4 separate regions of the Homo sapiens genome follow, and regions 2, 3 and 4 are each linked to region 1. Evidence: chromatin contacts called from ENCODE Hi-C or POLR2A ChIA-PET data. All regions are on one chromosome and are shown on one strand. The core of a region is the stretch at or near the end of the contact, and the rest is flanking DNA. Distances in the headings are between cores, read along the strand shown. Region 1 holds the start of GPR148 (G protein-coupled receptor 148). Region 2 holds the start of LINC03124 (long intergenic non-protein coding RNA 3124). Region 3 holds the start of MZT2A (mitotic spindle organizing protein 2A). Region 4 holds the start of SMPD4 (sphingomyelin phosphodiesterase 4).

Region 1 (5,512 bases), core at 2,228-4,727:
ATGCGCCACCATCCCAATACAAAATTTTGTATTTTTAGTAGAAACGGGGTTTCTCCATGTTGGTCAGGCTGGTCTTGAGCTCCCGACCTCAGGTGATGGGCCCCGCCCCGGCCTCCCAAAGTGCTGGGATCACAGGCATTGAGCCACCATGCCGGGCCGAAATTAGACATTTTTATTGCTTTTATGTAGGCAACTAGACAATAACTATTCCTATTTATGTGCATAGTCTCCAGTGACTTTTCTATTTCTTCATACATCTCAAACCTTCCACCTGGAATAATTTTTCTTCTGCAACAAATACATCCCTTGAAGTTTTCTTAATGTGTATTGCTAGGAATACTGTCTTTCAGCTTTTGTGTTCTATCAAGGTCTGGAAAGGTTTTTCTGTATATAAAATTCTAGGAAGACAGTTATTTTCTCAGCACATTGGCAACATTATTCCAGTTGCCAAGGCTTCCATGTTTTTTGTTTGTTTGTTTGTTTTTTGAGATGGGGTCTCGCTCTGTCGCCCAGGCTGGAGTGCAGTGGTGTGATCTCGGCTCACTGCAACCTCCGCCTCCCGGGTTCAAGCGATTCTCCTGCCTCAGCCTCCTAAGTAGCTGACAGCACATGCCACCAGGCCTGGCTAATTATTATTTTTTTTTTTTTTTTGAGACGGAGTCTTGCTCTGTCGCCCAGGCTGGAGTGCAGTGGCGTGATCGCGGCTCACTGAAAGCTCCGTCTCCCGGGTTCACGCCATTCTCCTGCCTCAGCCTCTGGAGTAGCTGGGACTACAGGCGCCCGCCACCAAGCCCGGCTAATTTTTTTTGTATTTTTAGTAGAGACGGGGTTTCACCATGTTGGTCAGGCTGGTCTCTTCCATTGTTTGAGAAGTCAAGGTGAGTTTAATTGATGTTCTTTTGTCTTTTATCTCTGCCTGCTTTAAATATCTTGTCTTTGTATTTAGCTGTTTGCAGTTTCGCATCATGTGCTTCAACGTGGGTTATTGGTCATTTATCTTATTTATGATTGGTTAGATTTCTCGGATCTGAAGTTTGATATCTTTAAACAAATCTGAAAAAATCCTCAGCTGTTATCGCTTCAAATATTTCCCCTCCTACATTTTCTGTATTGTGTTCCCAAATTAAATGTATGTTAGTCTTTTCCATCCCAACCTCAATGTCTCTTAATCTCTCTTTTATATGGTTGTCTCTTTGTCCCTCTGGGCTGCATTTTAGGTAATTTATCTGGACCTCTCTCACAATTTGCAGAGTCTGTTTCCAGTTGTGTCTAACATGCTCTTTAATCCATATTAAATTCAACTCATAATTCTAATATTTTTGTTTCAAGAAGTTCTATTTAAATATTTTCCAAATTTTCTTGGTTATTTAAAAAAAAGTATTATCCCTGCTCATATTTTCATGTCATTATTAATGTCTTAAAACATCTTGAACATTTTTATATTAACCCAGTGTTGATAATTCAAGGAGCTGTGGTATGACGCTGCTGTCTTCTTGTTTCTTCTTGCTCTCATTCATGGTGCCTTATCTCCCTATGTGGTTTTGTGAGATTTGACCATGTGCAACTCCATTATTTGAGGTTCTTTGACTCTGGAAATTCTCTGCAGCCTAAGGTGAAGCTCAGATCGTCCAGGAGAACCACACCAACCACAGACTGAGGTCTTTTTACCACTAACATAATTTGAAGCCTAGCTCTAAAACTGTCTGAAGAGTGGCTTCTACTTAAGAATTCTCGAGGAATTTTCTTCTTCTACACAGCACGAAAGTCAAGGCAGGCAAACTCCCTTGCTGACCCCTTCTGTAAGGTTAGGTTATCATTTACCTTTATTGTGAGAGTGTAACCCTTGCACACTCCAGCTTTATAGTGGTATCTCCATGACACTCTCCACTGCTGTGGATCGTTGGCTTCCTTTCCTCCCTCCCACATCCTGAGCGGCTGCTCAGATAGAGCTCATGGTCCCAGGACTCAGCAGCTCTGCTTGCTTACCTCTGTGGTTCTCACTGTCAGCAACATTTTGGCTTCTGTGTGTTGGTCAGCAAGGATGCATCCACAGTGGCCAGGGAGGGTGTGCAGCAAGCCATTGGAGGGACGCAGATCAAGGCTTGACTTAGACCAGAGCCCTGCTTGATTGCCTTTACTTGCTTCCGTTTCCAAGTAGGATTTCAGTGTCATAAGAGAGCTTTCTCTACTTAAAAACTGTCAAAATGGTGAAAATCATCAGTTGAGGTCTTCTGAAAGGCCCAATTCCACTATTATATTGTGCTGTTCTAAGAAGTTAGTCATAAGTGGACACTGCTGCATTCAACATATGATTTTTAACCTCAGCTTGCCAGACTGTGGACTCAAGAACTCTAGGAAATGGTAAAGATGGCCTGGTGCCTCCTGGATGGGAGGTGGCCCCGGACCATGCCCAACAGCTGCCGGTAGCGGAGCAGGTACAGGTATGTGAGCATGGCACGGGGAAGCATCATGAGTACCTCACTGTTAGCTGCCAGGAGCCATGTGTGAGTCCCAGAGTCAATGTGGTGGTACCTGGTCAGCACCATGTCCAGGGAGAACACCACCCCTGTGCTCACGTACAATGTGATCAGCACTGAGTGGATCAGCAGGGTGCCCCTGGCCCGGGAATAGCCCTGCCCCCAGATGCCTGAAGTCTTGGCCTCTGCATAGATCCTCCAGAAACAGTTGGCAATGAGAGCTGTGCAGAGGAACAGAACGCACAGAATGGAGGTGTAGGTAACAATGACCAGGAGGCCACATCCCGGCTGGGTGCCCATGCTTGGTGGTAGGATGTATGAAGCTCCTTGCTCCTCCAGCTGGGCATCCTGCCACTTGCTGAGCCAAATAAGGAATGTGGGGAAGCAGCAGGCCACCAGCCAGATGAGGGCCACTGCCTTCCAGGCAGCCCCATGGGACATGAAGGAGAGGTAGCGCAGTGGATGGATGACTGCCAGGTAGGTGTGCAGCACAATGGCGGTGAAGGACAGGATGGTGCTGGTGCAGGCGGCGAAGACAGCATCAGTGAGAATGCCACAGGCCATGCGGCCCAGCTCCCAGCCACCCAGGCTGCTGGAGGAGATGAGCATGTGGAGGAGAATGTAGGCCAGGTCTGAGAGCAGGATGTTAGCCGGGAGCAGGTAGTGGGGCTCCTGTCGCAGCCGTTGGTTCCGCAGGATGGTCACCAGCAGCAGGGGGCTGACAGCCAGTGTGGCTGCAGCCAGCAGGCTTGAGGGAAGGAAAAGCCAGTACAGCATGGAGCTGGGCACCCTGAGGTCCCCCAGGCCCAAGGAAGTGTTGCTGGCTGCTTGGGGCATGCAGGGTGTCTTGCTGATGAGCTGGATCAGGGCCGGCCAAGCTGTAGTGCCCACAGGGCAAGGTGCCAGCTCATCCCCCATGCTTCCTGGCAGGGATGGCTGGCTTTGTCACAGGTTGTTGATTCTGCACCTGCCTTGAGTGTTGATCTGCCCCACAGGGGTCCTGATGGCACCACTCCTCTGTAGAGATGCCAGGCTCGGGCAGGCCTTAGGAATGACTGCTTAATAAAGATAAAAAAACCAATGTGAATTCAGACTCACACCTGGCTTCCTGCATTCACATCTCTGCAACTGTGCAGCTGCATGTGCGTGGGTAGACATAACAGATCATCCCACTGCCACCATTTTGCAGTCACTGACCCCTCCAGAAGTGTCCCCTATCTCAGTGGCCCCCAAACCTGTCTGCTTGGCTCACAGGGAGTGTGCAATGGATTCTCACCACACTGGATTATATTCCGGGCTGCCCTCCTAGAAAGGAAGGAGCAGCTGTCTGGAACTAGGATCGCTGGGCTGTAGACCTGGTCTGACCTCTGTCGAGCTAGAGGCTCAGCAAATTGGACCAGGCTGGAGGGGCCTGGGCGCACTCACATTTCCTCACAGAGCCTTGGGTATGGTCTCCAGCTCAGGGTGACCCTGTGCATGCGTGTGAGTGTGACTCCTACACCCCTTCCACTCAGGGCTCCATGTGAGTATTCGGTGCCCCCAAAATCTCAGCTGACTTGTGGGGTCGCTGTGTGGTAGAAACGTCCCTTCCTCTGGGGAGGAGGAGGCCTGGCAGGCAGAGACCTCATAGGAGCTAGTGGGGAGGAATGGAAGGCAGGTTCCCCAGGCACCTGGCTTGTCGGGGGTGGGGTGAGCTCAGTCAGAGCCAGTGGCCAGGGTGGCTGTTGGTGTTTGGGGATCCAGTTCAAGTGAACAAGCTCTCCCGCTCTCTCGAGGTGTTGGCTGCGTGGCCTTGAAAAGCTTTGTTCCAGTTTCCTTATCTGTGAAACACGAATGCCAACCACACTGACCTCAGGGAAACGTTGCGGAAGCCCAGAGGTAAGGGACTCAGCACAGTGCATAGCCTGAAGTAAATGCTGAGTCAATGTTAGCTCTCCCACCTACAGCATCCTCCGAGGCTCGGTCCCCTCTGCCCACAGATCCCTGTCATCACTGCAGAACGGGCTGCACTTGGCTGCTGGCAGCCTGAGACCCCTGCCCAACACCCACCGCCGGCCTGGCAGACTGCTCCAGAAGGCAGGAGCCGCGTGGGAACAGGCAGGATATTTTTAGGGCCAGGAAGAGGCAGAAATTTCAGACTCTGGGTGTGAGACCACGTCCACTGCTGCCCAGGGACCATGCTCGTCACAGCCCGAGACCACGTCCACCGCAGCCCAGGGACCACGCCCAGAACCGCCCCTGACCACGTCCGCCGCAGCCCGGGGACCACGCCCGCCGCAGCCCGGGGCCACGCCCACCACAGCCCCGGACCACCATCATCGCAGCCCTGGGACCACGCCCTCCATAGCCCAAGGCCACGCCCATCACAGCCAAAGACCACGCCCAGAACAGCCCCGGACCACGCCCGCCGCAGCCCGGAACCGCGTCCTCCTCTGAGAGCCTGTTACGCAGCTGCCAGGAGCAGCAGCGCCTGCGCCTTTTTGGCCGATTACGGTACAGAAACTAAAGGTGGTTCTGAGAAAGCCCATCACCCCTTCCAGAGAAACCGCGATGCCATGGGGCGGACCCCGCCTCCCTGCCCCAGCTGCCCTGGCCTGCACTCCCTAGGGGCCCCTTGTACTTTACAGATGCTCTGACCGGTCTAATCGGCCCCAGGCCGGGAGAGGCAGCAGAGCCATTCGCAGGCCACGCTCTCTGCGCGGGTGCCCTGTGTGCTGCAGGGCTGAGGGCCAAGGCCGAGCCTCTCTCTGCTGTCCAGCCCAGCACAACGACCCTCGCCGGCCTTTGGGGTCTTAGAATGCAGATTCCCTGGGAGAGGGAAACTCGTTAAATGACAATCCCTCAGTAAAAATGTGGTTGTGAGCTAAATCCTTATAGCCGGTGACGGGGTGACAAGCAGCAACTTCATGGAATCGGAAAGCGCGAAACTCCCAAGGTGAAAAAGCCGCTGGGATGATACAGAGCCTGCCTCCTGCTGAGAATCATCTTAGGAATTAAATAGCCCATACAACAATCTCAGAGCACCGAGCGGGTGC
Region 2 (5,512 bases), core at 1,271-3,770, 950 kb before region 1:
AATAGAATGAACATTACAAAAAGATCAAAATATTTAAAAAGACAATTCCTGGTATGAATTGCCAGAAAGGGGAACTGTTTGTGCAAACATAAATTAGTATTAACACTATAAAAAACAGTTAGAGGTCTTGCAAAGAATAGGAAAAAAAGAAATACCATTCCATCTAGCAGTCCCATTACTGGGTGTAAATTCAACCTACCTGTTCATCCACAGATAAAGAGATCAAGAAACTCTCATATACATACACTAGGAAATATTCTTCAGCCATCAAAATAATGAAACAGTCCCATTTAGAGCAACGCAGATGAACCTGGAAAACATTATGTTAAATGTAAGGAGCTAGGCCTAGAAAAACACTGCATGATACCACTCATGTGAAATCTTAAGATGTTTATCTTAATGAAGTAAAAAGCACAATATTGGTTACCAGAGTTTGGGAGATAGAGGGGGAATGGGGAAGGATTGATTATGGAAACAAAGTTATCTTAACATTAAAGGAACAAATCTGAGGTTCTCCTCCTCAGCCTGGTGACTGGAGTTAACAATATCATATTTTTCTAGAGTAAGAAGGGAGAATTTTGAATGTTCTCCCCACAAAAAAAAAAAAAACCTGGATGAGCAAATAGAGATCCTAAGTACCCTGATTTGATCATTACCCAATCTGTATGTATGAAAATGTACCCCTAATTATGGACCTTTATGTTGTGAAAAAAAGTTAACAGAAATAAATACGTATTGCTAAAAATCACAGGGAACCACAAAAGCAATGAATATCTAAAGGAATCCTGAGAAATACAAAGTGAAGACCCACAATCCTTAATATCAAATTACACTGCCAAGTTGTAGTTATACAGCTGATATATGATACTTGCATAAACTATGGACAAAAACAGGGAGGACAAAAACATGATCAACACAAATATGGACACAATCAACTGACTTTGATAAAGAACACTGCAATGTGGAAGGCAGAGAATGAATACCTTTGACAAAAATGATATCCAGATGCAGAAGCGAGAAATAGGACCTTATTTTACACGATGTATGAAAATGAACACCCACTCCCCCAAATTGAAGGCAAAACAAAAGACCATAAACTACAAAATGTTTTTAACTAAAACACAGGATGAGCATATATTTTGGGTCACTTGAATCTCTGCTCACCTTTGCAAAGAGGAAAATAAACACCCTGGAAGAAAAACCTCATTGACAATTAAATGCTTTGTCACTGACATATTATTTTCTTATATGGGTGACGAAAATTACATGCATGAAACGCAAAAATAAATATCATGTTGACTACATCAACATGAAAAGTTTCTGCACATCAAAGAAAACTACTTTCCAATTAAAAAAGCATCCTATAGATTAGGCAAAAATTTCAGGCAATCTTGTAATTCACGAGGAGTTGTCATCTAATATGTACACAAAAAACACTACAAAGTAGCAAAAGCATCCAATCTAATATTTTGCAAAGAACCTGAACAGACAATTCTGCACAGCCATAAAATCGAACAACAAATAAGAGATAAGGTCCTCAAAATCAACTATTCATTAGAAAACTGTAATTCAAAACCACACACAGATAATCTCACACTTATCGAATATTCCTTGATTTTTTTAAAAAAATAGGAGGGGCTGGGAACGGTGTCTCATGCCTGTAATCTCTGCACTTTGCGAGGCTGAGGCAGGTGGGTCACCTGAGGTCAGGAGTTTGAGACCAGCCTGACCAATATCGTGAAACCCCATCTCTACTAAAAATACAAAAATGAGCTGGGCATGGTGGCGGCGCCTGTAGTCCCAGCTACTCTGGAGGCTGAGACAGGAGACTTGCTTAAAACCAGGCAGCGGTTGCAGTCGGCCGAGATGGCGCCACTGCACTCCAGCCTGTAAGACAGAGCAAGACTCCGTCTCAAAACAAAAACAAAAACAAAACAAACCCCAAACCAAAAATAGTAGGAATGCGGGTGTGGTTTTGGAGAAAGGGAAACTCATACACTGTAGGTGGAAATGAAAATTAGGATACACACCATGGAAAACAGCTAAATAGCTGGAGACTCCTCAAAGAACTGAAAATACAGATGCCCCCTGCTCTAGCGAGGTCTCTTTTTAAAGGTGCTGAGGCATCAAAAATAATCCTAGACTCCAGCTCAGAGGCCCCTGGGGCTCCGAGGGACCCAGGTCCCGCGTTTTACCGCCAGCTGTGGGCCAGGGCGCTCCTATACGCTGGACGCGGGTCGGACATTGGCATAGCCTTCCCGGCCGGGGTGCGGACGCTGCAGTAGCCAGGACCGCACAACCGCCCCCAAGCGGAGGACTCGGGCCCAGATGCCCACGAAGAAGTGCGGGCACGAAAACAGGGAGAGGCAGGGAAGGAGCAGGGAGGGTTCCCGGTGGGGTCCACGCCCCCGCCACTGACCGCGGAGACCTGTCTCCTACTCCACCATCACATGGAACCCACCACCGCTCAGAAGCTCGCTCTGACCACGCTGCTGCTGCTGCAGGGGCGTCGCAGGAACTGCAGTCTCAGCTCCGTAGGGACACGCACGCTAGCAGCATCCCTAGTGCCAGGTTGAAGCTCCACCCCCTCTTAAAGGGACCGCGGCTCGGACTTGCCAGAAGCCGCTTAGGGTTGCGGCACAGGCTGAGCCTCTGCCCAGCCCAGGGGACGACGAAAGGCCCCTGGTCTCTCATCCTCCCCAGCTTTCGGGCCCTAGAAGTCGCAGGAGCGCTCCCTGTGACCGCCTCCCGGAGATCGGCTCCCTTTGCCTAGGGAGCGCCCAGGACCTGCCCCTGCCCTCCTCTGGACCTCAGCTTCACCATCCGCAAAGGAAGCAGCCTCGCTAGAGCTCTGGGGGTCCCTCAAGCTTGGCGTCTCAGGATCCAGGGTGGGCTCCCCTGCCCCTCTGCAGAGGGGGCCCAGAGAACCACAGAAAGCTGGGGGCTGGAGGGACAGTTCGGAGGGCAGCAGGGCCTCCCCGGCCTCACTGTCCGCATCTGTCCTGTGGGAGCTCGCGGGCCTCGCTATGGCCCAGGCACCCACAGCCTCACCAGGGCTGCCTGGGTCACCGGGCTCTCCAGGAGGCAGGCAGGGGCCCTGGGGTCCAGCGCTGCCCCCATCTCAACTCTTTCCTTCATCAGGGCCCACGAGGGGCCCTGTGGACTGGACCCAGGCCCGCCCATTCCCAGGGAGAGGCTATTAATTATTTCCTCAATTTCAGAGCCTGTTATTGGTCTATTCAGAGATTCAGCTTCTTCCTGGTTTAGTCTTGGGAGGGTGTATGTGTCCAGGAATTTATCCATTTCCTTCTAGATTTTCTAGTGTACTTGTGTAGAGGTGTTTGTAGTATTCTCTGATGGTAGCTTGTATTTCTGTGGGATCAGTGGTGATATCCCCTTTATCATTTTTTATTGCGTCTATTTGATTCTTCTCTCTTTTCTTCTTTATGAGTCTTGCTAGCGGTCTATCAATTTTGTTGATCTTTTCAAAAAACCAGCTCCTGGATTCATTGATTTTTTTGAAGGGTTTTTTGTGTCTCTATTTCCTTCAGTTCTGCTCTGATCTTACTTATTTCTTGCCTTCTGCTAGCTTTTGAATGTGTTTGCTGTTGCTTCTCTAGTTCTTTTCATTATGATGTTAGGGTGTCAATTTTAGATCTTTCCTGCTTTCTCTTGTGGGCATTTAGTGCTATAAATTTCCCTCTACACACTGCTTTAAATGTGTCTCAGAGATTCTGGTATGTTGTGTCTTTGTTCTCATTGGTTTCTAAGAACATCTTTATTTCTGCCTTCATTTTGTTATATACCCAGTAGTCATTCAGGAGCAGGTTGTTCAGTTTCCATGTAGTTGAGTGGTTTTGAGTGAGTTTCTTAATCCTGAGTTCTAGTTTGATTGCACTGTGGTCTGAGAGACAGTTTGTTATAATTTCTGTTCTTTTACATTTGCTGAGGAGTGCTTTACTTCCAACTGTGTGGTCAATTTTGGAATAAGTGCTGTGCGGTGCTAAGAAGAATGTAGATTCTGTTGATTTGGGGTGGAGAGTTCTGTAGATGTCTATTAGGTCTGCTTGGTGCAGAGCTGAGTTCAATTCCTGGATATCCTTGTTAACTTTCTGTCTCGTTGATCTGTCTAATGTTGACATTAGGGTGTTAAAGTCTCCCGTTATTATTGTGTGGGAGTCTATATTTTGGTTGCAGATGAGTTTATAGTCAAAGTAAAAAACACACGAAGGGCATTCACATTTCCAGGAACAGAAGCATCCTGTCTGGTTTTTCAGAGGTGAAGGGAGCAGTCTGAAGGGGCTGTGGCACAGGTGTGTCTATAATCAAAGCTCACAGCCGAGGCCCTGGGGGAGGTTCAGGTATGCCCCAGGGGGTGCGCCTCATCCAGCACTTCACTGCCAGGGGCCTCATCTTTATTAAATTCTGGGCCTTTTCCTGGGCAATAGTTACACAAGGTGCGTTCAATGAACCCTATGTCCTGTGGCTGCCACCCATTGCAGGGTCACAAAGGTAATGATCACCACCCCCTCCACCTTCTGCTGAGGGTCCGGGTGACCCCCTGGTGGTGTAACCCAGGCCCTCACCCCTAAGGGGTCCTGAGTCTTGCTCACCACGGAGTCCTTGGTCTAGGGCTCCCACACTTGTCCACGTACCATCAAATGCTGTGTATTGAGAGGCGCTTGTGTAGAGCCCCTCCTGCCCCAGGCAGCATAACCCTGCTTCTGCTGAAACCACGGTCCAGGTGGTACACATTTTTCTGCCCGCAGGTCCCATGGAGGAGCAGCCTGAGGACAAAGCAGCACCCAGAGCTTGTTTTTTCAGAGAATTTGGCCTTGTCCTGTCTAGAAGCCCCACAGCTGTGGAAACCAGGACCTCCTGCTTTTCAGAGCCTAGATGTGCAGGATATAGATGCACCTCAGAGGTCCTGGGTGTGAGGTGGAAGGTTGGGGGACACTGGGCTTCCTACTGCTGTGCTCCCATTGCCGCATCTTCTACCTGGTGGGACAAGGCAGCTAGCAAGGGTGACAGATTCACCCAGACACTGTGTCCTCCCACATCCTGACCTGGCACCTGAGCCAAACTGCTGGGTCTGAAGCTCCCAGGAGCATGTGTGTGCTGTGACCAGTGGACCTATGGCATGCGCCCTCTTCCTCCCTCTATGGCATGGTATCAATTCCTCTGATGGTGTCATGTGAGGTCTCGTCCTGATGGGTAGAACTTTCTATAAACCATCCCATGGCCCTGGGGAAAGGCAAGCTCATCCCTTCAGGTTTAGCTGTTTCTGTTAAATGCAACCCTGTTCTTCCCAGGGCATCAGGGCCCGGTGCAGTTGTCCCAGCCTGACAGGAAGTCCCCTTGATGGTTGTGTGGAGGGTGCAGGCTGGGCCTAGCTCATGACCCTGGCAAAGGGCAGGTGAGCCCTGGGGCTGACCACCTGCACTTTCTGTTTGGTGGTGGGAGATGTGGGGCAATATTTCTTGCCTTCCCTTTAGAGAGCATCTCCCAGCCT
Region 3 (5,512 bases), core at 1,967-4,466, 760 kb before region 1:
TACAAGAATAGAAAAACCAACCTCACAACAACCCGATGGGTACAGATGTACTATGACTGCAAGTCAGTACAGATGATGAAGGAGAGGCAGAAATGGGATAACTCACTTACCCCCACCCAGCTAGTAAGTGGCAGAACCAAGATTCCAATACAAAGACCGCCTCACAAAACTGAGACAGGGGCAAATCCCCTCCATATTACCCGTGCACTATGCAATGAACGGAGGGGAAGAGCAAGCTCTGCCAAGGGAGCCTTTGAATAAGCCATCAGAAAACTAGGATCAAAGGCCGGGCGCCATGGCTCACACCTGTAATCCCAGCACTTTGGGAGGCCACGGTGGGCAGATCACTTGAGGCCAGGAGTTCGAGACCAGTGTAGCCAACAAGGCAAAACCCCATCTCTACTAAAAATACAAAAATTAGCTGGGTGTGGTGGCGGGCACCTGTAGTCCCAGCGACTCGGGAGGCTGAGGCATGAGAAATGCTTGAGCCCAGGAGGTGGAGGTTGCAGTGAGCAAAGATCACACCATTGCACTCCAGCCGGGGTGACAGAGGGAAACTCTGTCTCAAAAAATGGAAGAAAAAAAGGAAAGAAAACTAAGATCAGCTTTCCAGATTCCTACCTCTCAGCTCACCCAGGTCAAAAATAAAAAATGCTCAGACCTAGACTTCACAGACAGGAAGTCTGCCAAGTCCCACTGGTGGCCTAGTTACAGTTTTCCTGGCCCAGCTCTGCCCACTGCACAAGTAACGGCACTGGGGTGGCACCTGGCAGTCTGTGGAGGAAGAGAGGCTGGGTGTAAAGAGGCCATGTAGGCAGTTGTAGAGTGAGAGGAGACAGGAATCTCTGCCTCTCTGCCACTTGGCAATAGGAACATCTCCCAAGTTTTTTCAATTTTTTTTTTTTTTTTTTTTGAGACGGAGTCTCACTCTGTCGCCCAGGCTGGAGTCCAGTGGTGCTATCTTGGCTCACTGCAAGCTCCGCTTGGGTTCACGCCATTCTCCTGCCTCAGCCTCCCGAGTAGCTGGGACTACAGGCGCCGGCCACCACGCCCGGCTAATTGTCTTTTGTATTTACTTAGTAGAGTGGGTTTCACATGTTAGCCAGGATGGTCTAGATATCCTGACTTCGTGATAAGCCCGCCTCAGCCTCCCAAAGTGCTGGGATTACAGGCGTGAGCCACCGCGCCCGGCCAGCTTTCTCTTTTCCTTTTTTTTTTTTGAGACGGAGTCTCGCTCTGCGCTCTGTCGCACAGGCTGGAGTGCAGTGGCGCCATCTCAGCTCACTGCAACCTCCGCCTCCCGGGTGCAAGCAATTCTCTGCCTCAGCCTCCCAAGTGGCTGGGATTACACGCGCCCGCTACCACGCCCGGCTAATTTTTGTATTTTCTACTAGAGACGAGGTTTCACCATCTTGGCCAAGCTGGTCTTGAACTCGTGACCTCGTGATCCACCCGCCTGGGCCTCCCAAAGTGCTGGGATTACAGGCGTGAGCCACCGCGCCCGGCCTCAATTCTTAACCTAGCTATCAATTGCAGTGTTAAAGAAAAACGCCTCAGTCCTAATGCACTTGGTCAAGAAAACACTGCACTACTGCAAAATGATCAAAGCAGCATTAAACTGTGGACTGCTGGATAAGTGCGGAGCTCTAGAGATGATGAAGGGGAGAGCATCTCTGCTCAGTAAAAGCTTTCATGGGCAGCGACTGAAAGAATGAGGCCCAGAGGAATTTCTAGGAACTTTCCAAGAGAGGAAATTCAAACCCGAGAACTCCCAAGAGGTGTCTCCCACACCCCTGTTCTCTGACCCTGCCATGGCCACCCTCCCCCGTCACAGGTCTCTGCGTGCCATGCACCTAGAGTCCACTTCGTCGCGACTCTCCAACACCTATTTTCTCCAGGAGCTGCTTCGGACCCGTTTGTTTTTTTTGTTTCGTTTTGTTTTGTTTTTCTGACAGCGACAGCCCTTGGGCAACGCTAATCATTCCAAGCAAATTCTGTCATGCCAAGACCTCCCTTAACAGCACGCGCCCACTTGTTTCCAACTCTCCTGCGAATTGGGCTTCGGGAGCCTCCGAAACCAAGGCTCGGAGATGTGGAGCGCACAGGGGAAGGGTCGAGCTGGGACCCACACCCGGCTCTTCCTCCCACACCGCCTGTTGAGCCCAAGGCTCAATTTCAACACAAAGCTCTCCTTCCCTCAATTCCTTCAACGACGGGTAACCTTCAACGAACACCTACCGGACCAGAACAGAGTGTACGAGCGGCGCGGGAAGGTGGCACAAAGGCATGGCCCAGAGGAGTGGCAGGAAGACTCAGCCGGGGCCCTCCACTCCCCAGCCTGCCCGGCCTGGGCAGAGCCGCCGGGCCGCCCGAGTCCTGGGGCTCGCGGAGGAACGGAGATGGCCTCCGCAGGGGCTCGCGGAAGCCCCCAGGGCGTCGGACCGTCTCACGCGCGCGTCCCGCGCCACTCACCTGTGGGACCCATAGCGTCGCCCGCTTCAGAGGTGGAAGCCGCCATTCCGCCACCGCGCCAAAACGTCGTCATCAAGCTGCGCGCAGAGCCACGCCCCGCGGCCGGGCGGGAAAAGCGCTTCTACCTCTTTGGGCCGTTACCTCAAAAGGTACGTGCGCAAAGCGAAGAAGGCCGGCCGGCCGGCCAGGGAGGGGAAATGGCGAGGCAGGAGTGCGGGGGGAGGGAGTGGTCCTTAGCTGAATGCGCCTGCGTTGTGGCGGCCTCTGGCGCCCCAAGGTAGGGCTCACGCACTTTCTCCCTAGCAAGGAATGCGCGTGCGCGTAAGCAGGGTTGTTGATTAGTGCCCCCCACCCCCCCCGAAGAGCGACCCCTAGTGGTGCACCGGTGCGGACCAGAAAATTGCACGCTTTCTTGAAACAGGTATTGACTGAGCGCCCAATGTATGCCTGGCACTGGGCTGGGTGCTGCCACCTAAGCGAGCACGACCAATGCAAGTCTATCAGGGACGCCCTGACCGCCAAGCAGCTGGCCCCTGCAGTCCGCCATGCCACTCCCGACGCCTAGCGCGCCGCTCAGCACACCGTGAGCGCCCACTAACTGTTGGGCTCCAATGACGCCGAGGAGGCGGCCCCGTCCCCGCGCTCCCGCCGCTCCCGCCAGGGCAGCCCGGGAGGCCAGACGCTGGCGCTGCAGGGAGAGGGCGGTGGGCGCATCCGCTAGGGGGCGCGGCGGGGCGGGGCGCACCTTTCGGCGGGCCTCGCGGATGGCGGCGCAGGGCGTAGGGCCTGGGCCGGGGTCGGCGGCGCCCCCGGGGCTGGAGGCGGCCCGGCAGAAGCTGGCGCTGCGGCGCAAGAAGGTGCTGAGCACCGAGGAGATGGAGCTGTACGAGCTGGCTCAGGCGGCGGGCGGCGGTATCGACCCCGACGTGTTCAAGTGAGCGGGGCGGGTGGGGGCCGCATGCTCGCCAGACACCCCCGACCTCTGCTCTCCGGGTACGCCCGGCCCGCTGGTCGGGAGGAGCCCCCGCTGCCCCCGCCCCCGTCCTTGTCCGGTCTTCAGGGAGGTGGCCGCGCCGGGCGGAGAGGGCTCACCGGCCCCGCGTCTGTCCCCGCCAGGATCCTGGTGGACCTGCTGAAGCTGAACGTGGCCCCCCTCGCCGTCTTCCAGATGCTCAAGTCCATGTGTGCCGGGCAGAGGCTAGCGAGCGAGCCCCAGGACCCTGCGGCCGTGTCTCTGCCCACGTCGAGCGTGCCCGAGACCCGAGGTCAGAGCTGGGCCCGCTGTCCCTGCCCCAGTGGCGGGGGTGGCGGGCGGGGAGGGGGCAGGCGCGGCACAGCGGCGGCGTGGCCCTGAGTGGCCAGGCCTGTCTGTCGGTCGGTCTAGGCCCAGCACCTGCAGGGCCCATCCGTGGGCTCTGCTCCTGGGCTTCGCTGCCAGCCTTAGGAGGCACGTCCAGGTCAGGTGGACGCAGAGTGCGTGCCCCAGGGTGGTCCAGGCTGGGTAGGGCTCCTCCGCTTAGCTCCTCCCCACCTCTTCACTCAGGCCTTCATCCTACAAAGTCGGGAATCAAGACGGTTTGGGGCTGGGCGCCGTGGCTCACGCCTATAATCTTTGGGACCCCACGGCGGGAGGATCCTTTGAGGCCATGAGTTTGAGACCAGTCTGGGTGACAGGGTGAGATCCTGTCTCTAAATGTTTTTCAAAAGACAGTCTCGATCTCTGTCCTGTGGTATACAGCATCCAGGGAAGTGCCCAGGGAGCAGGGCAGGCAGACGTCTTCCTGCCTTTACCCCACCTGGGCCCAGTTCCTGCCTCTGATGATTGCAGGAAGAGAGTTAGACGCGGAACTCCCAGGGTGCAGAGGCCTGCGGGGTCTGAAGGGCCTCCTCCCTCTCCAGTGTGGTGACTGGGCTGAGGAGATGCTGGGACTGAGAGTGTCATGGTGGAGCCTCCGTCCCTGCTCATCCTCTCCGCATGTTGCTTCTGCTCCCGATGGCTCTCTCTGAAATGCAGCACAACCTCCCAGGCCAATGGAAGGAGGCCCAGAGCTGGCTCCCTGCCTGGAAGCAGGAGGAGACCCTCACAGGCATCATGAGAAGGCGTGGAAAGCAGGCTGCCTTCATGGGGGAAGTGCCAGGGCCTGGGCACCCACGCCCGCTGACCCAAGAGGGCCCGGGCACCTGCGTGCTGGCCTCTTCACTGACCCTCGCTCTGTCTGCTCTCTTTGTGTCTCTCTCTGACCTCCAGAGGCCTCCTTTCTCTCTGCCAGGAACAGTAGCCCCCCTGCAAGGCCCTCGTTTTCCTCCAGCCCGCAGCCTGCGGCCTCTCTGGTTATGCTCCACAGCCCAGCTGCCACACACTCACCTCTCTCTCCAGGCCCCCCGGGTTCCCTCCGCCTCTCTTGCTGCCTGTTCTCTCCTTTTGCAGGTTGCGTTTATTGGCTTATCTCTGGGGGTTGGTGCTCTTCCTTGTTTTCATGGAAACTGCATGGCCCCAAGAGGCCCAAGCAGCTTTGAGCTGCAAGGGCAGGATCATGCAGGCCACCGCTGCCCTGCCGCTTAGCCACAGGGCACTATTTCTGACTCGGTTTATTAGAGACATGGTGTGGCAGTCTCTAGACCCCACAGTCGGGCTGGCATCCGGGGACAGGACCAACATCCCCACACCCCAGAGGCGAACTAGTGGTGAGTGTAAAGAGCCCCTCTCCAGGGGAAGACAGCCAGCCGGGTGCAGTGTGCTCTGCTGGAGAGCACAGCCCCAGGCGTGACAAACGCCTCGGCCTCTTAGAAGTTGTCCCCTACCTGGACAGGAAGTCTGGAGGCTGAAACAGAGACTCCCACCTTCCCAGAGTCTGCCAGGCAGTGCCACACAGATGCCATGTGCTGGTCCCATGGCCACACTCCAGCACTCAGCCCCCTTGCCCGCCTCACTCCTGAGTTGGGACACTTTCCAGGTGTCACCAGGTGTGATCAGGGGCCTGTGAGAGCCCAGGGGTCTTTGGTCGCGCCTCCTGCATGAGCCTCCTGACAGCGGCCACCT
Region 4 (5,512 bases), core at 937-3,436, 550 kb after region 1:
TCTGGAGGTCAGAGAGAGACACAAAGAGAGCAGACAGAGCGAAGGTCAGTGAAGAGGCCAGCACGCAGGTGCCCGGGCCCTCTTGGGTCAGCGGGTGTGGGTGCCCAGGCCCTGGCACTCCCCCCATGAAGGCAGCCTGCTCTCCACGCCTTCTCAGGATGCCTGTGCGGGTCTCCTCGTGCTTCCAGGCAGGGAGCCAGCTCTGGGCCTTCTTCCATTGGCCTAGGAGGTTGTGCTGCATTTCAGAGAGAGCCATCGGGAGCAGAAGCAACATGCGGAGAGGATGAGCAGGGACAGAGGCTCCACCATGACACTCTCAGTCCCAGAATCTCCTCAGCCCAGTCACCACACTGGAGAGGGAGGAGGCCCTTCAGACCCCGCAGGCCTCTGCACCCTGGGAGTTCCGCGTCTGACTCTCTTCCTGCAGTCATCAGAGGGAAAGCTGACCAGGACTGGCCAAGCCCCTGCGCAGGAACTGGGCCCAGGTGGGGTAAAGGCAGGAAGACCTCTGCCTGCCCTGGTCCCTGGGCACTTCCCTGGATGCTGTATACCACAGGACAGAGATCGAGACTGTCTTTTGAAAAACATTTAGAGACAGGATCTCACCCTGTCACCCAGAGTGGTCTAAAACTCATGGCCTCAAACGATCCTCCCGCCCTGGGGTCCCAAAGATTATAGGCGTGAGCCAGGGCGCCCAGCCCCAAACTGTCTTGATTCCCGACGTTGTAGGATGAAGGCCTGAGTGAAGAGGTGGAGGGGAGCTAAGCGGAGGAGCCCTACCCAGCCTGGACCACCCTGGGGTACGCACTCTGCGTCCACCTGACCTGGACGTGCCTCCTAAGGCTGGCAGCGAAGCCCAGGAGCAGAGCCCACGGATGGGCCCTGCAGGTGCTGGGCCTAGACCGACAGACAGGCCTGGCCACTCAGGGCCACGCCGCCGCTGTGCCGCGCCTGCCCCCTCCCCGCCCGCCACCCCCGCCACTGGGGCAGGGACAGCGGGCCCAGCTCTGACCTCGGGTCTCGGGCACGCTCGACGTGGGCAGAGACACGGCCGCAGGGTCCTGGGGCTCGCTCGCTAGCCTCTGCCCGGCACACATGGACTTGAGCATCTGGAAGACGGCGAGGGGGGCCACGTTCAGCTTCAGCAGGTCCACCAGGATCCTGGCGGGGACAGACGCGGGGCCGGTGAGCCCTCTCCGCCCGGCGCGGCCACCTCCCTGAAGACCCGACAAGGACGGGGGCGGGGGCTCCTCCCGACCAGCGGGCCGGGCGTACCCGGAAAGCAGAGGTCGGGGGGTGTCTGGCTAGCATGCGGCCCCCACCCGCCCCGCTCACTTGAACACGTCGGGGTCGATAGCGCCGCCCGCCGCCTGCGCCAGCTCGTACAGCTCCATCTCCTCGGTGCTCAGCACCTTCTTCCGCCGCAGCGCCAGCTTCTGCCGGGCCGCCTCCAGCCCCGGGGGCGCCGCCGACCCCGGCCCAGGCCCTACGCCCTGCGCCGCCATCCCCGCGGCCCGCGGAAAGGTGCGCTCCGCCCCGCCGCGCCCCCTAGCGGCTGCGCCCACCACCCTCTCCCTGCAGCGTCAACGTCTGGCCTCCCGGGCTGCCCTGGCGGGAGGGGCGGGAGCGCGGGGACGGGGCCGCCTCCGCGGCGTCATTGAAGCCCAACAGTTATTGGGCGCTCACGGTGTGCTGAGCGGCGCTCTAGGAGCCGGGAGTGGCATGGCGGACCGCAGGGGTCCGCTGCTTGGCGATCTGGGCCTCCCTGATAGACTGCATTGGTCGTGCTCGCTTAGGTGGCAGCACCCAGCCCAGTGCCAGGCATACATTGGGCGCTCGGTAAATGCCTCTTTCAAGAAAGCGTGCAATTTTCTGGTCCGCACCGGTGCACCACTAGGGGTCGCTTTTCGGGGCGGGCGGGGGGAAGGGGGGGGCACTAATCAACAATACTGCTTACGCGCACGCGGATTCCTTGCTGGGGAGAAAGTACCTTGGGGCGCCGGAGGCCGCCACAACGCAGGCGCATTCAGCTAAGGACCACTCCCTCCCCCGCACTCCTGCCTCGCCATTTCTCTTCCCCGCCCGGCCGGCCTTCGCTTTGCGCACGCGCCTTTTGAGGTAACGGCCCAAAGAGGTGGAAGCGCTTTTCCCGCCCGGCCGCGGGGCGTGGCTCTGCGCGCAGCTTGATGACGACTTTCGGCGCCGTGGCGGAATGGCGGCTTCCATCTCTGAGGCGAGCGACGCTATGGATCCCACAGGTGAGTGGCGCGGGATGCGCGCCTGAGACGGTCCGGCGCCCTGGGGGCTTCCCCGAGCCCCTGCGGAGGCCATCTCCGTTCCTCCGCGAGCCCCAGGACTCGGGCCGGCCAGCCGGCTCTGCCCAGGCAGGGCAGGCTGGGGAGTGGAGGGCCCCGGTTGAGTCTTCTGCCACCCCTCTGGGCCATGCCTTTGTGCCACCTTCCCGCGCGGCTCGTACACTCTGTCCCGGTCCGGTAGGTGTTCGCTGAAGGTTAACCTTCGTTGAAGGAATTGAGGGAAGGAGAGCTTTGTGTTGAAGTTGAGCCTTGGGCTCAACAGGCGGTGTGGGTGTAAGAGCCGGGTGTGGGTCCCAGCTCGACCCTTCCCCTGTGTGCTCCACATCTCCGAGCCTTGGTTTTGGAGGCTCCCGAAGCCCAATTGGCAGGAGAGTTGGGAACAAGTGGGCGCGTGCTGTTAAGGGAGGTCTTGGCATGACAGAATTTGCTTGGAATGATTAGCGTTGCCCAAGGGCTGTCGCTGTCAGAAAAACAAAACAAAACAAAAAACAAACGGGGTCCGAAGCAGCTCCTGGAGAAAATAGGTGTTGGAGAGTCGCCATGAAGTGGACTCTAGGTGCATGGCACGCAGAGACCTGTGACGGGGGAGGGTGGCCATGGCAGAGTCAGATAACAGGGGTGTGGGAGACACCTCTTGGGAATTCTCGGGTTTGAATTTCCTTTCTTGGAAATTTCCTAGAAATTCCTCTGGGCCTCATTCTTTCAGTCGCTGCCCATGAAAGCTTCTTCTGAGCAGAGATGCTCTCCCCTTCATCGTCTCTAGAGCTCCGCACTTACCGAACAGTCCACAGTTTAATGCTGCTTTGATCATTTTGTAGTAGTGCAGCGTTTTCTTGACCAAGTGCCTTAGGACTGAGGCGTTTTTCTTTAACACTGCAGTTGATAGCTAGGTTAAGAATTGAGGCCGGGAGCGGTGACTCACGCCTGTAATCCCAGCACTTTGGGAGGCCCAGGCGGGTGGATCACGAGGTCAGGAGTTCAAGACCAGCCTGGCCAAGATGGTGAAACCTCGTCTCTAGTAAAAAATACAAAAATTAGCCGGGCGTGGTAGCGGGCGCCTGTAATCCCAGCCACTTGGGAGGCTGAGTAAGAGAATTGCTTGCACCCGCGAGGCGGAGGTTGCAGTGAGCTGAGATCGCGCCACTGCACTCCAGCCTGTGCGACAGAGCCCAGAGCGAGACTCCGTCTGAAAAAAGAAAAAGAGAAAGCTGGCCGGGCGCAGTGGCTCACGCTTGTAATCCTAGCACTTTGGGAGGCTGAGGCGGGCGGATCACGAGGTCAGGAGATCGAGACCATCCTGGCTAACACGTGAAACCCTGTCTACTAAAAATACAAAAAACAATTAGCCGGGCGTGGTGGCGGGCGCCTGTAATCCCAGCTACTAGGGAGGCTGAGGCAGGAGAATGGCGTGAACCCGGGAGGCGGAGCTTGCAGTGAGCCCAGATCGCGCCACTGCACTCCACTCTGGGCGACAGAGCGAGACCATCTCAAAAAAAAAAAAAGGAGAAAAAAGAAAAAGCGGCCGGGCATGGTGACTCACGTCTGTAATCTCTGCACTTTGGGAGGCCGAGGAGGGCTGATCACGAGGTCAGGAGTTTGAGACCAGTCTGGCCAACATAGTGAAACCCCATCTCTACTAAAAATACAAAAATTAACTGGATGTGGTGGCATGTGCCTGTAATTCCAGCTACTCGGGAGGCTGAGGCAGGAGAATTGCTTGAACCAGGGAGTCGGAAGTTGCAGTGAGCCGAGATCATGCCATTGGACTCCAGCTTGGCAACGGAGCGAGACTCCATCTCAAAAAAGAATTGAAAAAGTCGGCACTTTGGGAGGCTGAGGCAGCGGATCACTTGAGGCCAGGAATTTGAGACCAGCCTGGCCAGCATAGGGAAACCCGCCTCTACTAAAAATAGAAAAATTAGGCAGCCTGTGGTGGCAGGCCCCTGTAATCCCAGCTACTCGGGAGGCTGAGGCACGAGAACCGTTTGAACTTTGGAGGTGGAGGTTGCAGTGAGATGATGGAGTGAGACTCAGTCAAAAAAAGAAAAAAGAGGCTGGGCGCGGTGGGTCATGCCTGTAAGCCCATCACTTTGGGAGGCCGAGGCAGGCGGATCACGAGGTCAGGAGATCGAGACCATCCTGGCTAATACAGTGAAACCCCGTCTCTACTAAAAATACAAAAAAATTAGCCGGGTGTGGTGGCCAGTGCCTGTGGTCCCAGCTACTCGGGAGGCTGAGGCAGGAGAATGGCGTGAACCCAAGCGGAGCTTGCAGTGAGCCAAGATAGCGCCACAGGACTCTAGCCTGGGCAACAGAGCGAGACTCTGTCTCAAAAAAAAAAAAAAAAAAAGAATTGAAAAAACTTGGGAGATGTTCCTATTGCCGAGAGGCAGAGATTCCTGTCTCCTCTCACTCTACAGCTGCCTACATGGCCTCTTTACACCCAGCCTCTCTTCCTCCACAGACTGCCAGGTGTCACCCCAGTGCCTTTACTTGTGCAGTGGGCAGAGCTGGGCCATGAAAACTGTAACTAGCCCACCAGTGGGACTTGGCAGACTTCCTGTCTGTGAAGTCTAGGTCTGAGCATTTTTCATTTCTGACCTGGGTGAGCTGAGAGGTAGGATTCTGGAAAGCTGATCTTAGTTTTCTTTCTTTTTTTTTCTTTTTTTTTTTCCATTTTTTGAGAGTTTCCCTCTATCACCCCGGCTAGAGTGCAATGGTGTGATCTTGGCTCACTGCAACCTCCGCCTCCTGGGCTCAAGCATTTCTCATGCCTCAGCCTCCCGAGTTGCTGGGACTACAGGTGCCCGCCACCACACCCAGCTAATTTTTATATTTTTAGTAGAGATGGGGTTTTGCCACGTTGGCCAGACTGGTCTCAAACTCCTGGCCTCAAGTGATCTGCCCACCGCGGCCTCCCAAAGTGCTGGGATTACAGGTGTGAGCCATGGTGCCCGGCCTTTGATCCTAGTTTTCTCATGGCTTATTCAAAGGCTCCCTTGGCAGAGCTTGCTCTTCCCCTCCGTTCATTGCATAGTGCACAGGTAATATGGAGGGGATTTGCCCCTGTCTCAGTTTTGTGAGGTGGTGTTTGTATTGGAATCTTGGTTCTGCCACTTACTAGCTGGGTGGGGGTAAGTGAATTATCCCATTTCTGCCTCTCCTTCATCATCTGTACTGACCTGCAGTCATAGTAC

The links. A loop is a pair of places that touch in the nucleus more often than their neighbours do. ChIA-PET counts read pairs that join two places held with the same protein, here RNA polymerase II (POLR2A). Pooled maps may share reads with other maps.
Region 2: a map of CD8-positive, alpha-beta T cell shows a loop between it and region 1 (17-fold over the local background). The contact joins the promoter of LINC03124 here to the promoter of GPR148 in region 1. A Hi-C loop is called at or near these places in 2 of 168 maps with a recorded cell type or tissue (CD4-positive, alpha-beta memory T cell and CD8-positive, alpha-beta T cell) and 7 of 50 pooled maps.
Region 3: a map of naive thymus-derived CD4-positive, alpha-beta T cell shows a loop between it and region 1 (16-fold over the local background). The contact joins the promoter of MZT2A here to the promoter of GPR148 in region 1. A Hi-C loop is called at or near these places in 1 of 168 maps with a recorded cell type or tissue (naive thymus-derived CD4-positive, alpha-beta T cell) and 9 of 50 pooled maps. POLR2A ChIA-PET finds 5 or more read pairs at or near these places in 1 of 52 experiments (T-cell).
Region 4: a loop to region 1 is called in a map of CD8-positive, alpha-beta T cell, with 18 times the contacts of the local background. The contact joins the promoter of SMPD4 here to the promoter of GPR148 in region 1. A Hi-C loop is called at or near these places in 3 of 168 maps with a recorded cell type or tissue (CD4-positive, alpha-beta T cell and CD8-positive, alpha-beta T cell) and 12 of 50 pooled maps. POLR2A ChIA-PET finds 5 or more read pairs at or near these places in 1 of 52 experiments (Caco-2).

What each region holds. Positions count from the first base shown.
Region 1 is chr2:130,727,035-130,732,546 of GRCh38, reverse strand. It overlaps GPR148 (G protein-coupled receptor 148), which reads right to left and starts at 3,477. Exons shown (of 1, transcript NM_207364.2): 1 at 2,211-3,477. The coding sequence starts at 3,395. The coding sequence ends at 2,352. RefSeq lists enhancers at 3,748-4,326, 4,327-4,906, 5,228-5,512 and a silencer at 4,675-4,844.
Region 2 is chr2:131,679,507-131,685,018 of GRCh38, reverse strand. LINC03124 (long intergenic non-protein coding RNA 3124) reads right to left here and starts at 2,520. Exons shown (of 10, transcript NR_167889.1): 1 at 2,031-2,520; 2 at 200-310. RefSeq lists a silencer at 2,548-2,597 and an enhancer at 2,968-3,087.
Region 3 is chr2:131,490,101-131,495,612 of GRCh38, reverse strand. It overlaps MZT2A (mitotic spindle organizing protein 2A), which reads left to right and starts at 3,216. Exons shown (of 3, transcript NM_001085365.2): 1 at 3,216-3,406; 2 at 3,589-3,737. The coding sequence starts at 3,237. MIR4784 (microRNA 4784) reads left to right here and starts at 4,377; the gene lies at 4,377-4,453. It also overlaps the pseudogene SMPD4BP. RefSeq lists silencers at 2,276-2,465, 2,986-3,495 and enhancers at 2,298-3,091, 3,092-3,885.
Region 4 is chr2:130,178,276-130,183,787 of GRCh38, reverse strand. SMPD4 (sphingomyelin phosphodiesterase 4) reads left to right here and starts at 2,186. Exons shown (of 20, transcript NM_017951.5): 1 at 2,186-2,258. It overlaps MZT2B (mitotic spindle organizing protein 2B), which reads right to left and starts at 1,526. Exons shown (of 3, transcript NM_025029.5): 1 at 1,336-1,526; 2 at 1,013-1,161. The coding sequence starts at 1,505. RefSeq lists enhancers at 1-577, 2,478-3,274 and silencers at 1,271-1,780, 2,291-2,430.